Regions from separate parts of the Homo sapiens genome. Here region 1 is linked to region 2. A link is a contact called in ENCODE Hi-C data. All regions are on one chromosome and are shown on one strand. Each heading gives the region's core, a stretch centred on a gene start or an enhancer-like site at or near the end of the contact. The rest is flanking DNA. Distances are from core to core; before and after follow the strand shown.

Region 1 (6,541 bases), core at 2,757-5,256, 410 kb after region 2:
GGGATTACAGGCGTGAGCCACTGTGCCCAGCCGTCCCTTTCTTAAGCTTGACTGTTCTACCCAGGAATTTAGCCAGAAATCAGTCACAAGGCCACATCTAGCTGCAAAGGAATCTGGGAAATGCAGTCTTTTCAGCTACTGTGTGCCTAGCTAAAAACAGAGACAGTGATCAGTCTACCACATCCACCTCACCTGTGGGCTTTAAAAACATCCCTCAACATAAACAGAGTCTATAAGTATTATATGCAAGGCATCGACCATTGTCTGCAGGTGCAGGGCAGGTAACTAAGGGGGTAAAACTGGCCTGGTGGGACTCATCTCCAGTTGAGGGTGACACCCACTGCTCCCTCCAGCCTGTTGTAACTTCTGTCCTGCCCCTGCTGACAATGTCAGCCTAGGTTGGGCCTTTCAAGAGAGCTGAAAATAGGATCTTAATGGGAAATCTCCCAGTGTTGGCCAAATAAAACCCGAAACAGAAGGTATCTCTGTTTGATTCCAAACCAGTTTCCCCACAAAGCGAGGCCAACTCTGGCCTGAGTTCCCCCACCTGCCCACACCCTTATGTTCTCTGGAAATTCCCACTCAAAAGCCAGAGCTCCCTGTTTAGACATTTTAATATGGATGTTTTCTGTTTTTAGATACTATTCCTGTTAGCTTATTCATACCATTTCACCTACACATATGAAAAAAATATTTCAGGACTAGAATGATATACAAAATTATTTCAACGAGACATAAATTATCGGGGGACTAGTGCCATCTAGTGCCATGGCCCCTCTAAGTGAGGATGGCAGGGGGTGGAAAAGAGACACAAGGACTCCAATTGCTACCCCCACTCAATTGGGGTCCAGCTCCCAACTTTGCTGCCCCATCCCCAAAAGCCCAAGTTGCTCCACATCTGGAACTCACCTGGTGGCATTACAGGCCAGCAACACCTCACCTTTCCTGCCCCCATTCAGGCAAAGGTCCAGGGCAATTTGCTCCCATAGCCCATGGCATCCATCTGGGAAGAATGAAGGGTGATGGCACAATCTGCAGCTAGGTATTTAACTGGGAATAAGGGAGACACAAACCATTTCTCTCCCGCACTCCCTTCCCATTTTTTTTTTTTAACAAAAGATCTCATTATTATCTGATTTCACTGTCTCACGAAGGCCCTGTGTGCTCCAAAGACTGAAGCTCTAAATAAGAATCTTCTGGGTCCTCTTTATTAAGAGCCCTCTGCCTTCCCAGGGGAGGGAAGCAAATCCTTCAGGGCCCCCAGAGTTCCTGCACCCCATATCATGGGTGAGTCCTACCAGCCACAGAGCCACCCGTCACCGTGGAGAGGCTTAAGCTGCACTCAGAGCTCCCCCCGGGCATGCCGAATGTAGTGTTGATGCAGCCCTGCTTCCTGAGCAAAGTCCTGACCGCACTCTGTGCAGGCGAAGGTGCCAGGAGGGGCACGGACCTCATGCATCTGGCGGTGCCGCCTCAGAGAAACAGCCTGCCCAAAGGTCTTGCCACAGTCAGGACAAGGGAAGGTGGGCTGGGCAGTAGTGGTTGCAACCGGCAGGGTGGGCTTGGCGGCTGGACCGTGGCTGCGCTGGTGGGTGATTAGGGCTTTGGAGGAGGGGAAGGAGCGGGCGCAGGTGAAGCAGATGAAGAGGACCCCCTGCAGCTTCTGGGCCACGAAGTCCGCTGGGTGCTCCCGCTTCATGTGACGCTCCTGGAACTTGGAATCTGCGAAGGTGATGAGGCAGCGGGTGCACTTCGGGGCCCCCAGGTGGCCTGAGGAATGTGGGGGAGAGGTCAGGGGAGGCCAGCAGGAGTCTCCAAGACCTCTTCCTGAACCCCAGAATCACACCAACAATTAACATTGAATGTGTTATGTGCTAGGTTCTATGCTAATGCTGGACAACCAAACAGGAGAACTGTTCTTGCACCTATTTTATGGATGAGCAAACTGAGATTCAAAGAGGTTAGGCAAGTTGCCCATAGTCATGAGGCTAGGAAAGGAAATGGTGGAGCCAGGGTTGGAACCCAGAGAGTCAGCCTGCCCAACAGAGGGGTATGGTGATTACAGCACAGCCTTTGGAGCCAGACTGCTTGGGATTGAATCTCACCTCCACCACTTCCTAGGCAATTACACCAGTTTCCTTATCTGGAAAATGGGCTAATAACAGTATCTACTCCATAGGACCGTTGGAAGGAATAAATGAATTGCTGTACAGTCATTTGCAATTATGACTAATGATACAGAGAAATCCAGCCCGACATCCAGGATCTGGCCTGGTACTCACAGCTAGACCTTGGTGTTCTGTTGAACATAAATTTTCACAGAATATCAAGGACAGACAAGGCCACGCTGTGACTAAAATGAATCAAGACAAGACTACATCATCATAATGTCTGAGCACAGACAAAATATGAATACTGTCCAAGCAGAAAAATGACCAAACATCCTCCTATCCTGGCTAATGTGAATGTCTGCTGCTGCTTTATCAGTCAGAGCTTGAGCCTCGCCTCCTTCCTTCCTCCTTCTGGGTAAGATTTATTACGATAGCCAATCATAGAATTGCCCCTGCTTCCTGGTAGCATCCAATCCAGAGCAAAACAATTTTGCTTGAACCTTCCCCAAAATCACCACCCACAAGCCCAAATCCTGTGTCGTTTTTACCATTCTTAGTGAGACACCCCACAGTCCCCCCATGGTCTGTGTTCATTGCAGTGAGAAACCCAACGTGTTCAACTGCAGGTGTGTTCCTGGTAGTCTCTGGCTCAAGGGCATTGAGACTACAGCTCTTGTTACAAATACCTCTCTCTGCCTCAGTTCCCAGTTTAAAGGGCCTATTATTAGAAGGACTCAATGAGATAATGAATGTTAAAATGGTTCATAATATGAGAATAAATACACCTAGCTCATAATAAAACACTGAGCAGGAGGTGTTGCTATTACATGTCAAACTGGCTACCATCATTAACCCCTAGCTTTCCCCTTTGCTGCAGTTAATCCCATACCCACCCTGTGAGGTGGGAAGTACCACCCTCTTTTGACAGTCAAGGAAACCAAGGCCCAAGTTACACTGAAAGTCTAGGGCAGAGTTGGGACCAGAATCTTGGGGTTTCTCTCCCAATAGAACCATTCCCAGCCACATCTCCAACCCAAGCCTCTCCTGGAAGCCACCCTATCCCTCTGAATGCATAAGCATTGCAATCCTGCTTATGTGGCCAGAGGAGGGTGAGTACTCTGGCCACATAAGCTGGTGTGAGGAGATGCACTTCCTGCTAGAGCAGCTCAGGGACCATTACAGCCCCTTCTCAACAGGCAAAACTCTGTGGCGCCTTGGACACCGAAGTGCCACAGAGATCTTAGCATCAGCTCCTGCACCCCACCCTCCTCTAGCCCGCCAGCCATGTGTACTCACAGATGTTGCCTCCTGGGCTCTGGGGACTTCTCTCCTTGGGTGAATCCTGCTGCTTCATGTTCTCTTCAGGGTTCGGGTCCTCCATGGTGCTGGGACCCTTCTAGTCAGGAGAGGAGCGTGCATAAGTGAAGCTGTTCATCTGTTACCAGTCTTAGAGGGCACCCTAAGTCTATGACCTTTGACATCGCCAGAGGCTCTCCTTGCCTGCCTTTGACCCCTACGACATACTATCTCCTTGAACTCTAATTGATGGAGTTCTTGCTAAAAGAAGCTTCAAACCTCCCAAAGGACTGGATTTCCTGGGTTTGGGACTCCCCTAGAGTCTTCTCACTGGTGTGACCTATGACCTGCTGCATCAAACTAACTCCCTGAACTCAGCGTGGAAGCCTTGATCTTTGACACCAGCGTCATCCCAATCTCAAGTGTCTTGGGGCAGGTAGTGATACCCACCCTTTATCCCAGTTCTTCCCGGGAAACATCCTCTGACATCCTGTGATTTTTGTTCCGCCCAGAGCCCCCGCCTCCCACGCGCGCTTGCAGCTGCTATCCCGCTACCCTCAAGCGCTGCCTACAGGTTCCTGCTCCCAGGCCTCAGTTTTCCTCCTTACAGCAGAGGGCTGCCTTTCGCTGCGCCTGTCAGCCGCTGGCTACAGCGCCGCCCCAGAGAGAAGTGGGATAGGGACCACTCAGTCTCAGGGCCCCCGTGGTTTCCGCGCCCTTTTGCCAGATGAGCCTCTCGGAGCCGAGATCCCGGATTTGCCATCCGGCAGTAGTATAGTCGCACCAGCCCGGTCCTCAAAATAACGGGAGGGGTCCTTCTCTGCCCTATGGCGCGTTTGATGACGTTCAGCCTCCCGCGGCTTAGCTAGCTAAGCCTTTTGCGCATGCGTGGGTAGGCTCTCGTGGCGCGCAGGCGCGTTGACTCATTCATTGTTCTAGGCCCTGAGGCCGCCAAAGAGGGGCGTGCACACTTCGGCCGTTCTGCGCAGGCGCGGCGAAGGGCTGGGTCTCTGCTGTCGGCCTTCCAAGACACACCCCCTTGGGAGAGGGAGTGACGTCAGGTTAAAGCTACCGGGACGGGTCCCGGCATCTCTAAATCACCGCTCCCTGGCCTCTTCGGCCTCCGTCCGCCGCGGCCCAGGGGCCGGGCTTCTCAGCTGCTGACCTACTGCCACCGACTGCGCTCTCTCCCGTGGGTCGGCTTTTTGCTCGGTTGGTGATTTGGAAGGGGGAAGGGGAAAGATGAAAATAACAATGTGTCCGAGGGAGGAGGGACTGGAAGCCAGATTTCTGAGGTTTTATTTTTATTTATTTTTCAGAGAGGGTCTTGCTCTGTCGCCTGGGCTGGAGTGCGGTGGTGTGATCACGGCCCACTGCAGCCTCCAAGTCCTGGGCTCAAGCGATCCTCCCGCCGCAGCCTTCCGAGTAGCTGGGGCTACAGGCGCACACCACCATGCCCGGCTAAATTTTATTTTTTATCGAGACGGAGACTCTACCAGAGAGTCCCCCCACATGTTGGCCAGGCTGGTCTCGAATTCCTGGCCTCAAGCGATCCTCCGGCCTCGGCCTCCCAAAGCACTGGGATTACAGGCATGAGCCACCGCGCCTGATTTCAGAGTTTTTGAAGCAGAAAGGGAAACGTTTCCATCTAGAGGGAGGGCGGACAGACAGGACGCCTGGGATTCTGGGGGAATAGGGTCTGGGCTCTGGATTTTTTAGGTCCTGGAGAGTGACACTCAAGAACCGAAGGGGACAGGGTGAAGGACTGAGGCCTGGGTTCCGAGTGGGGCGGCTAGGAAAGGAAAAGGCTAGGTGCTCCCTGACCCAGGTCTTCTCTACCCGTTGCTTTCCAGCCATGCCTCCGCCGCAGGGTGACGTGACCGCCTTGTTCCTGGGGCCTCCGGGCTTGGGGAAGTCCGCGCTGATCGCAGCGCTGTGCGACAAGGATGTGGAGACGCTCGAGGCCCCCGAGGGACGGCCGGACTCCGGGGTTCCCAGCCTAAGAGCTGCGGGCCCAGGCCTTTTTCTGGGCGAGCTGAGCTGCCCACCCGCAGCGCCGGGGCCCTGGGCGGCGGAAGCCAACGTGCTGGTACTGGTGCTGCCCGGACCCGAGGGGAACGGGGAACCGTTGGCTCCAGCCCTGGGAGAGGCAGCGCTGGCCGCCCTGGCCCGAGGGACCCCGCTACTGGCTGTGCGGAACCTCCGTCCTGGGGATTCACAGACTGCCGCCCAGGCCCGTGATCAGACAGCAGCTCTGCTGAACAGCGCGGGGTTAGGAGCTGCGGATCTGTTTGTGCTACCGGCGAACTGCGGCAGCAGCGACGGCTGCGAGGAGCTAGAGCGCCTCCGGGCGGCGCTGCAGAGCCAGGCAGAAGCGCTGCGGAGGTGAGTGCCGGCTTTCTGGCTGGGTCCGTTAGTCGAGACCCTAGGCACCTAGGTGCGACCATGGAGGTCCATGAGATCCCTCCCCCAGTGAGTTTGGGGCAAGGCTTAGCTCTATTATTATTATTTTTTTTTTTTTCCTGAGAGACAGGGTCTCGCTATGTTGGCTAGGTTGAATTTGAACTCCTGGCCTTAAGCAATACTCCCGCCTCAGCCTCCCAAAGTGCTAGGATTACAGGCGTGAACCACCACACCCGGCCTTTTTTTTTGAGACAGGTTCTCACTCTGTCGCCCAGGCTGGAGTGCAGTGCCGCGATCCTAGCTCACTGACGGCCTCCACCTCCTGGGCTCAAATGATCCTCCTGCCTCAGCCTCCAGAGTAGCTAATACTACAGGCTGCAAAACAGCATCTCACTGTTTCCCCAGGCTGGTCTTGAACTCTTGGCCTCAAGCCATGCCCCCACCCAGGCTTCCCAAAGCCCTAGAATTAAAAGGGAAAGGCTTAACACTTTATCTGCTGGGGCCCTGAGGCTCCTTTTTCCAGGCCCTGCCCCCACCAAGGTGATCCACCCTCCTTGGCCTCCCAAAGTGCTGGGATTACAGTCGTGAGACTCTCTGCCCAGCCCCCTGGAAGATTTTACCTGAAAACTCTAATCTTTGAGCCCTCCCCACCATCAGTTTTGTTTTCAAGCACCTAAAGCCACACCCGCAATGAGCTTTATTATTTTGGGGCATCCTCATCTACCTCCTTT
Region 2 (6,881 bases), core at 1,182-3,681:
CCTGGTGGTATTTGGCTGATGGTCATCAACAAAGCAACCAGGAAAAATGTAAACAATTGGCAAATTTGGATAGAGTATGAGAACTCCTTATACTATTTTTGCAACTTTTCTATAGCTTTTAAATGATATAAAGATGAAAATATTTTATTTTGTTTTTAGTTTTTAATTTTTTTTTTTTTGAGACAGAGTCTCGCTCCCTAGCCCAGGCTGGAGTGCAGTGGCGCGATCTCGCTCACTGCAAGCTCCGCCTCCCGGGCTCACGCCTTTCTCCTGCCTCAGCCTCTGGAGTAGCTGGGACCACAACTGCCTGCCACCATGCCCAGCTAATTTTTTGTATTTTTTTTTTTAGTAGAGATGGGGTTTCACCATGTTGGCCAGGATGGTCTCGATCTCCTGACCTCGTGATCCACCCGCCTCGGCCTCCCAAAGTGCTGGGATTACAGGCGTGAGCCACCGCGCCCAGCAAAAATATTTTAGATATCAGGAAATAGTCATAAGGATAATGGGAATAATAAAATTGAGCATTATATAATATGGCAGTTCACTAGTTTATTCTTTTTTTTTTTTTTTTTTTTGAGTCTCACTCTGTTGCCCAGGCTGGAGTGCAGTGGCGTGATCTTGGCTCACTGCAACCTCCACCTCCCGGGTTTAAGCAATTCTCCTGCCTCAGCCTCTAGAGTAGCTGGGACTACAGGCACGTGCCATCACGCCCGGCTAATATTTGTATTTTTGGTAGAGATGGGGTTTCACCATGTTGGCCAGGCTGGTCTCAAACTACTGACCTCAAGTGATCCACCTGCCTTGGCCTCCCAAAGTGCTGGGATTATAGGCATGAGCCACCACAACCAGCCTCACTAGTTTAGTCTCTATTAGCAATATTTAAAATTTTCTATAGTTAAAAGACATATGGGAAAACACATTAAAATATAACAATTTTTAAAAAAATGTTTATCAACAAATATAGAAGTAGACACAAAGAAAGACAAAAGAAATCAATTAGAAGCTTAACAGTTACTACCTTTACATCTTGGATACATGGGTAATTAAAAAACTTTTTCTACTCTCATTTCTCCTATTTCAGACTTTTCCACAATGATACAGTTCCACAACAGTACGAAATACTTGGAAAACATGAAACAAAATAGTTGAGAAATTTTTAAAAATTCCTAGACGTCCAAGCCCACGAGCCTTGCTCTCAACGTCCTTTCAATCAGGTCCTAACTTGCTTTCCCTACGAGTCCAGCTAGTTCCTCTGCCTCAATGAGAATGTATCCAAGAGGTGATCAACTCAGGCTCTGACCTGGACTGCCTAGGTGCCAACCCCAGCTCTACCTCTCACTAGTTGGCTGCTATGCACCCTGTGTCTCACTCTCATTTTTAAAACAAAGAAAAGCAATACTTCACAGAGCCACAGTGTGGCCTAAATTTATTTGTATAAAGCACTTAGAATGAAGTTACCAATTACGGCTTAATGATTATCAACACCCATTCCCGAGGACACACTCTCGGTTGGGTGAACATCTCTATAAAGGAAAAAAGCCAAGGACCAATCACATAGAGATTTGCCCTCAGTAGCCAAGAAGTCCCCTCCCTGCAGCTCTTTTAGAAAGGTCAGGCTGGGGAAGGCGAAAGTTGTGAAATACCCTGACTGCATCGCGGTCCCCCATAAAAGTTAAATGCTCCCCGCCCTTCGTGGAAGCGGACGCAACTCGCTTTCCTAAAAAGAGGTCAGAAGGCCTCCCGGGATCATCCAGCGTCCTGCAGGGATTAGGGAGAAGGACCAGGGCCCCTGCAGCTGAAGCTATGACTCCACCCGGGGACCTGACCTCTTCGGGAAGTTAACAAGAGACCACCAGTCACCAAGTGACAGGGACTGCTTTAAGGTTCTCATTTGCGTTATCTCTTTCAGTTCCCAAAAACGATTCTACTAGGATGGTTCTAATGTCCCCATTACCAAAAACAGCAATGGAAAGTATAAGGACATTGAGTAACACTCCACGTCACACTGCGAGAAAGCGGTCGCACAGGTAGGGTGGAGAGAGGCAGGCTGAGCGAGGTCAAAGTCCTGGAAACGCTCACAGCAGGGCACAGAGGACCCCGCCAATTCCAACCCCCGGGATGCGAGCACAGCACCCCCATCCCAGAAAGCTTCCGTGGACGGGAAAAAAACCCCATTCCCCGCCCCCACCAAACCTCCGCTCTCCGCCAAGGCTTCTTTTCCCTTGCTTGGATCATCGATCATCGGGTCGTTGCGACCCCAAGCGAAGGTGACAAGTTCAGAAGGACCCGCCAGACGCAGAAATGGCTCAAACTACGCGGTTATGTAGCAACCGCAGGCTCACACACCGGAAGTGCTCGCGTCTCCACAGAGCGTCTGGACTCCACTTCCCAGAATTCCCCGGTTCAACTGCTTGAGCCAAAGGGTCCGCCATTCCATGAAGTTGATGGACTACAGTTCCCAGAATTCACTCGTCCACCCGCCTGAGCCAACTTGCCCGCGACTCAGAGTGTGTCTGGACTCCGCTTCCTCCAATGCCAAAGGAAAATGTCTATAATCTCACTCTTCAGCGGGAAGCGTTGGACTCCGCGGTGGTCCTTGACTACACACACCGCAGTGCCCACCGGGAACGTATTCCATATCTCTGAGCGCCTGGTGGGGAATGTGGACTGTGACCCTGTGAGTCGTCCGTCTCTCTTCCTGAGTCTTTGAGCGAAAATAGTGTATAGACAGGAATTCCTGAAGTCTAAACGCCTCCCACGATGACAGGAGTGTTATTGGGAAGAGAACAAACGAGGAGATAAAATCTTCAAGGATTAGGATAATCTGACGATGGGAGGTTAAAACTAACGGTTTAAAGGATGAGCCAGGTGGAATGGTTTGGCAGGGGCAATGAGGAGCAGGAAGACACCAGCCCCTACTCCAGAAGCTGTGGGACCACTGGTTTGGCAGGAAAAGCCACCCCCATTTAAGATCACAGCTACTAGTGGAGAAGCGGTGTCGTCATGGAATAGCTATCTTCCCATAAACTTTTCATGGTATTCATATTTCTCCTTAGATGTAGAAACATCAAATTTCAGCGAATGTAGTGAATTGCTCAGTACCTCAGAGCAATAATGACTGATGAAGAGCTAGGCATTGGTATCAATCTTACATTGAGATTGTAAATGCAGTAAAACGGGAGGATTCTATAGGTGAAGGAGCATGTCTTATAAAGAGTTTTCTTCCTGGCCAAGCGCAGTGGCTCAAACCTGTAATGCCAACCCTTTGGGAGGCCAGGGCAGGACGTTCCCTTGAGCTCAGGAATTGGAGACCAGACAGGGAAATACAGGGAGACTTCGTCTCTATAAAAATTTTTTTTTAACTGGCCAGGCATGGTGGCCTGATCTTGGGACTACAAGTTCCAAGTACTCAGGAGGCTGAGGTGGGAGGATTGCTGAAGCCCAGGAGTTTGATTGAGGCTGCAGTGAGCTATGATGCCACCACTGCCCTCCAGCCTAGGCAACAGATACCTCAATAATTAAAGATTTTTTTTTTTAAGTTTCTTCTTATTTCTTGGTGAAACATAATTTCTTTATTATAGTTAGCAATTTAAAAACTGGCATTGGTTAAAAAATAATAACAGTATAAAGCTAAATTAGGAAACAATTCATCTAAAAACCTGCTCTTTTGAAGGTAACTTTTTTTCTCCCTATAAACATACATTGGCCTATAAACCAATATTCTTCTTTTTAAAAAAAATGGAGTCTACTGTTTACCTATTTTTCTAAACTAAAAACTTTTCAAAATTTTGTTTAGACACAAAAATAAGGTGACTGTGCCAAACTTTTGATGCCAAACATCCGCTCTCTGAAAATTGAGTGATCACTATTCATATGCCAGTTATAGCTGTATCCTTGATCTACTCTGCCTTCCCGAAAGATAAGATGTATTGACACACTCAATCGTAGCATGCAGGGAACTGAGCCTAAAAGGTTAGGGGCACTTGGCATCAAAGGTCCCTTCTGCTTCCCAGGTCCGTGCACTCTGGGTCTGTGTTGGGAGGAGCAGCCTCTATGATCTCCTAGATGCCTTTGGGGTCATTCTTCCAGTGTTAATGGACAGCAGGTCCTGGCTTCTGTTGACATGACCAATCCAAACTAATCTCCTAAATCAGTTGCTTATCTCTACCGTTGTTTTATCCAGAACAGGTTTTCTAATTTTTTTTTCCAAAGTAGATAGGCTGTGAATTTTTAAAATTCTTAGTTCTGTTTCCCTTTTAATTAATAATTCTGACTTTCTGTGGTGTCCCTCCCACATGTGGGAATTCTGGGAGATACAATTCAAGCTGAGATTTGGGTGGGGACACATCCAAACCATGCCATTGATGACACTGACAAAAACAACAGGGAAAGGACTCCCTATTCAATAAGTGCTGCTGGGATAACTGGCTAGCCATATGCAGAAGATTGAAACTGGTCCCCTTCCTTACACCTTATACAAAAATGAAGCTGGGCGCTGTGGCTCACCTCTGTAAAAATGGGTAATAATGTCCCCACTTTTAGTTACTTGAGTCTTTTTTAGTCAGTCCTGCTAAAGTTTTCACAATTTTGTTAGTCTTTCAGAATAATCAACTCTTGGTTTGGTTGATTTTCTTTGTATTCTTCTTCTGTATTTTATTTATTAATACTTTAATCTTTATTATTTCCCTCCTAATCACTTTCTGTAAGATTCTCCTTTTCTAGTTCATGAAAATAAAATTAGGCTGTGGATGTCAGATCTTTCTTCTTTAATATAAGCATTTACAGATATAAATTTCCCTCCTCCTACTGCTTTTGCCTCATTCCAAAAGTTTTGGCCATTGTTTTCATTTTCAGTTGTCTAAGGTATTTCCTAATTTCACTCCTGATGTACTCTGACATATTATTTAAGAGTGTGCTGCATGCACACGTATGTTTATTGTGGCACTATTCACAATAGCAAAGACTTGGAACCAACCCAAATGTCCACCAATGATAGACTGGATTAAGAAAATGTGGCACATATACACCATGGAATACTATGCAGCCATTAAAAAAGATGGGTTCATGTCCTTTGTATGGACATGGATGAAGCTGGAAACCATCATTCTGAGCAAACTATCACAAGGACAGAAAACCAAACACCGCATGTTCTCACTCATAGGTGGGAATTGAACAATGAGAACACTTGGACACAGGGTGGGTATATATATATATATATATATATATATATATATATATATATACACACACACATACATATATACATATATATACATACATATATATACACATACATATACATATATATACATACATATATATACACATATATATATAAAGAGTGTGTTTAGTTTCCACATACTTGTGAATTTTCCACTTTTCATGATGTGATTGAATTTCAGCTTTTGTGATCTAGATTATAATTGGAAAAGACTTTTATGGTATTAAACTTTTGAATTTATTAAGATGTTTTATTGAATTTATTACAACGTTTTCAGCCTGTAGTGTGAGAAAAATTACAAATTATTGTTGAATTTATATTGTATTCAACCAATGGAACACTACACAAAGCCACAAATACTAAGAATGCAACTTCGGAATAGAGGAGGAGGGGAAGACAGGAACCAAGTGTGAACAGATATTATCAAAATAATGCTGTGAACTGCAGTATTTAGTGTACTCTGCATTTCAACTCAGGTGTCCCTGAATTATTTGTAGATTTCCTCTCTTAGATACAATTTAAAAACATCGCGTTTGCTCCTTTTAATTCATTTAACACATAGTGAACACAAAGTGATAATCAGTGTTAAAGTTGTGAAGATGCAGCAGAAAACACATGTCACTGACATTCTAGTGGTAATCAACTTTGATATGTTCATGATTCGTTTTGTAAATGCATGAATGAACTCTTAAGGTCTGTCTCCTGAATAACTGTAACTGTCAAACTTTTGTTTGAAGCCCTACTGCACAACTTACAAGGGTTCTCCACTGTGACAGTCCCAGGACCACTGGGGTATGCTGAGCTATGGCTGAAACAGGCTTTAACTTAAATGTTTTTTCTCCTACAGGACTGGATGAAATGTATCATCAGCATGGATTCTGTGATAAATTACAAGATACAAACTCAAAAGGAACTGCTTTCTATGTGCCTCATATTTTAATGTTTCTCCCCTTTGTGAATGCTTAGGTGAGACTGTAGTCATGAAAACTGAGTAAAGACTTTATTACACACATTACTGAGGCTTCTCTCCAATGTGGACATTCTGAAGTTGAAGACTTGAGGCCTGAATGAAGCACATACCACCCTCCTCATACTTCCGTAGTTTCTCTCCCGTGTGGAGCTTCTGAAGCATAATAAAATTCAAGTGATCCAGCAATTCTATTACTGGGTATATCCAAAGGAAAGGAAATTAGTATGTCACGGAGATATCTGCACTCCCAGGTTCATTGTAGCACTACTCACAATAGTCAAGATAAGGAATCCACCTAAGTGTCTATCAATACATGAATGAAGAAAAGGTGGCATATATACACAATGGAATCCTCTTTAGACATAACAAGGAAACAAAATTTTATCATTTGTGGCAACATGGATGAGTTTTCAAGGACATTGTTAATATAAGCCAAGCAAAGAAAGAGAAATACTGACTGTCCTCACTCATATGGAAGTTAAAAAAAGTTGATTTTGTAGTAGAGAGTAGAACAGTGGATGTAGACAGGCAAGGAAGTGTAGGAGGTAGGTGAGATGGCCAAAGGTTGGCCAACAGATACAAAAGAGGTAGAGGGGAAGAATAAGTTCTACTGTTCTGCAGCACTAAAGGTGACTATCATCAACAATTATTTACAAATTGCTAAAAATGTGTTGTAGTCTCACAAATGCA

Evidence for each region. A loop is a pair of places that touch in the nucleus more often than their neighbours do. Pooled maps may share reads with other maps.
Region 1: a loop to region 2 is called in a map with no recorded cell type, with 14 times the contacts of the local background. The contact joins the promoter of ZNF576 here to the promoter of ZNF230-DT in region 2. A Hi-C loop is called at or near these places in 2 of 37 single-sample maps with no recorded cell type and 8 of 50 pooled maps.

The regions. Positions count from the first base shown.
Region 1 is chr19:43,594,060-43,600,600 of GRCh38, reverse strand. It overlaps ZNF576 (zinc finger protein 576), which reads right to left and starts at 4,006. Exons shown (of 3, transcript NM_001145347.2): 1 at 3,858-4,006; 2 at 3,408-3,507; 3 at 1-1,770. The coding sequence starts at 3,492. The coding sequence ends at 1,343. IRGQ (immunity related GTPase Q) reads left to right here and starts at 4,467. Exons shown (of 3, transcript NM_001007561.3): 1 at 4,467-4,619; 2 at 5,261-5,792. The coding sequence starts at 5,263. RefSeq lists enhancers at 3,972-4,391, 4,792-4,861, 5,047-5,843.
Region 2 is chr19:43,998,420-44,005,300 of GRCh38, reverse strand. It overlaps ZNF230-DT (ZNF230 divergent transcript), which reads left to right and starts at 2,431. Exons shown (of 3, transcript NR_110727.1): 1 at 2,431-3,036; 2 at 6,069-6,778. It overlaps ZNF230 (zinc finger protein 230), which reads right to left and starts at 2,344. Exons shown (of 5, transcript NM_006300.4): 1 at 2,194-2,344. RefSeq lists an enhancer at 2,072-2,581.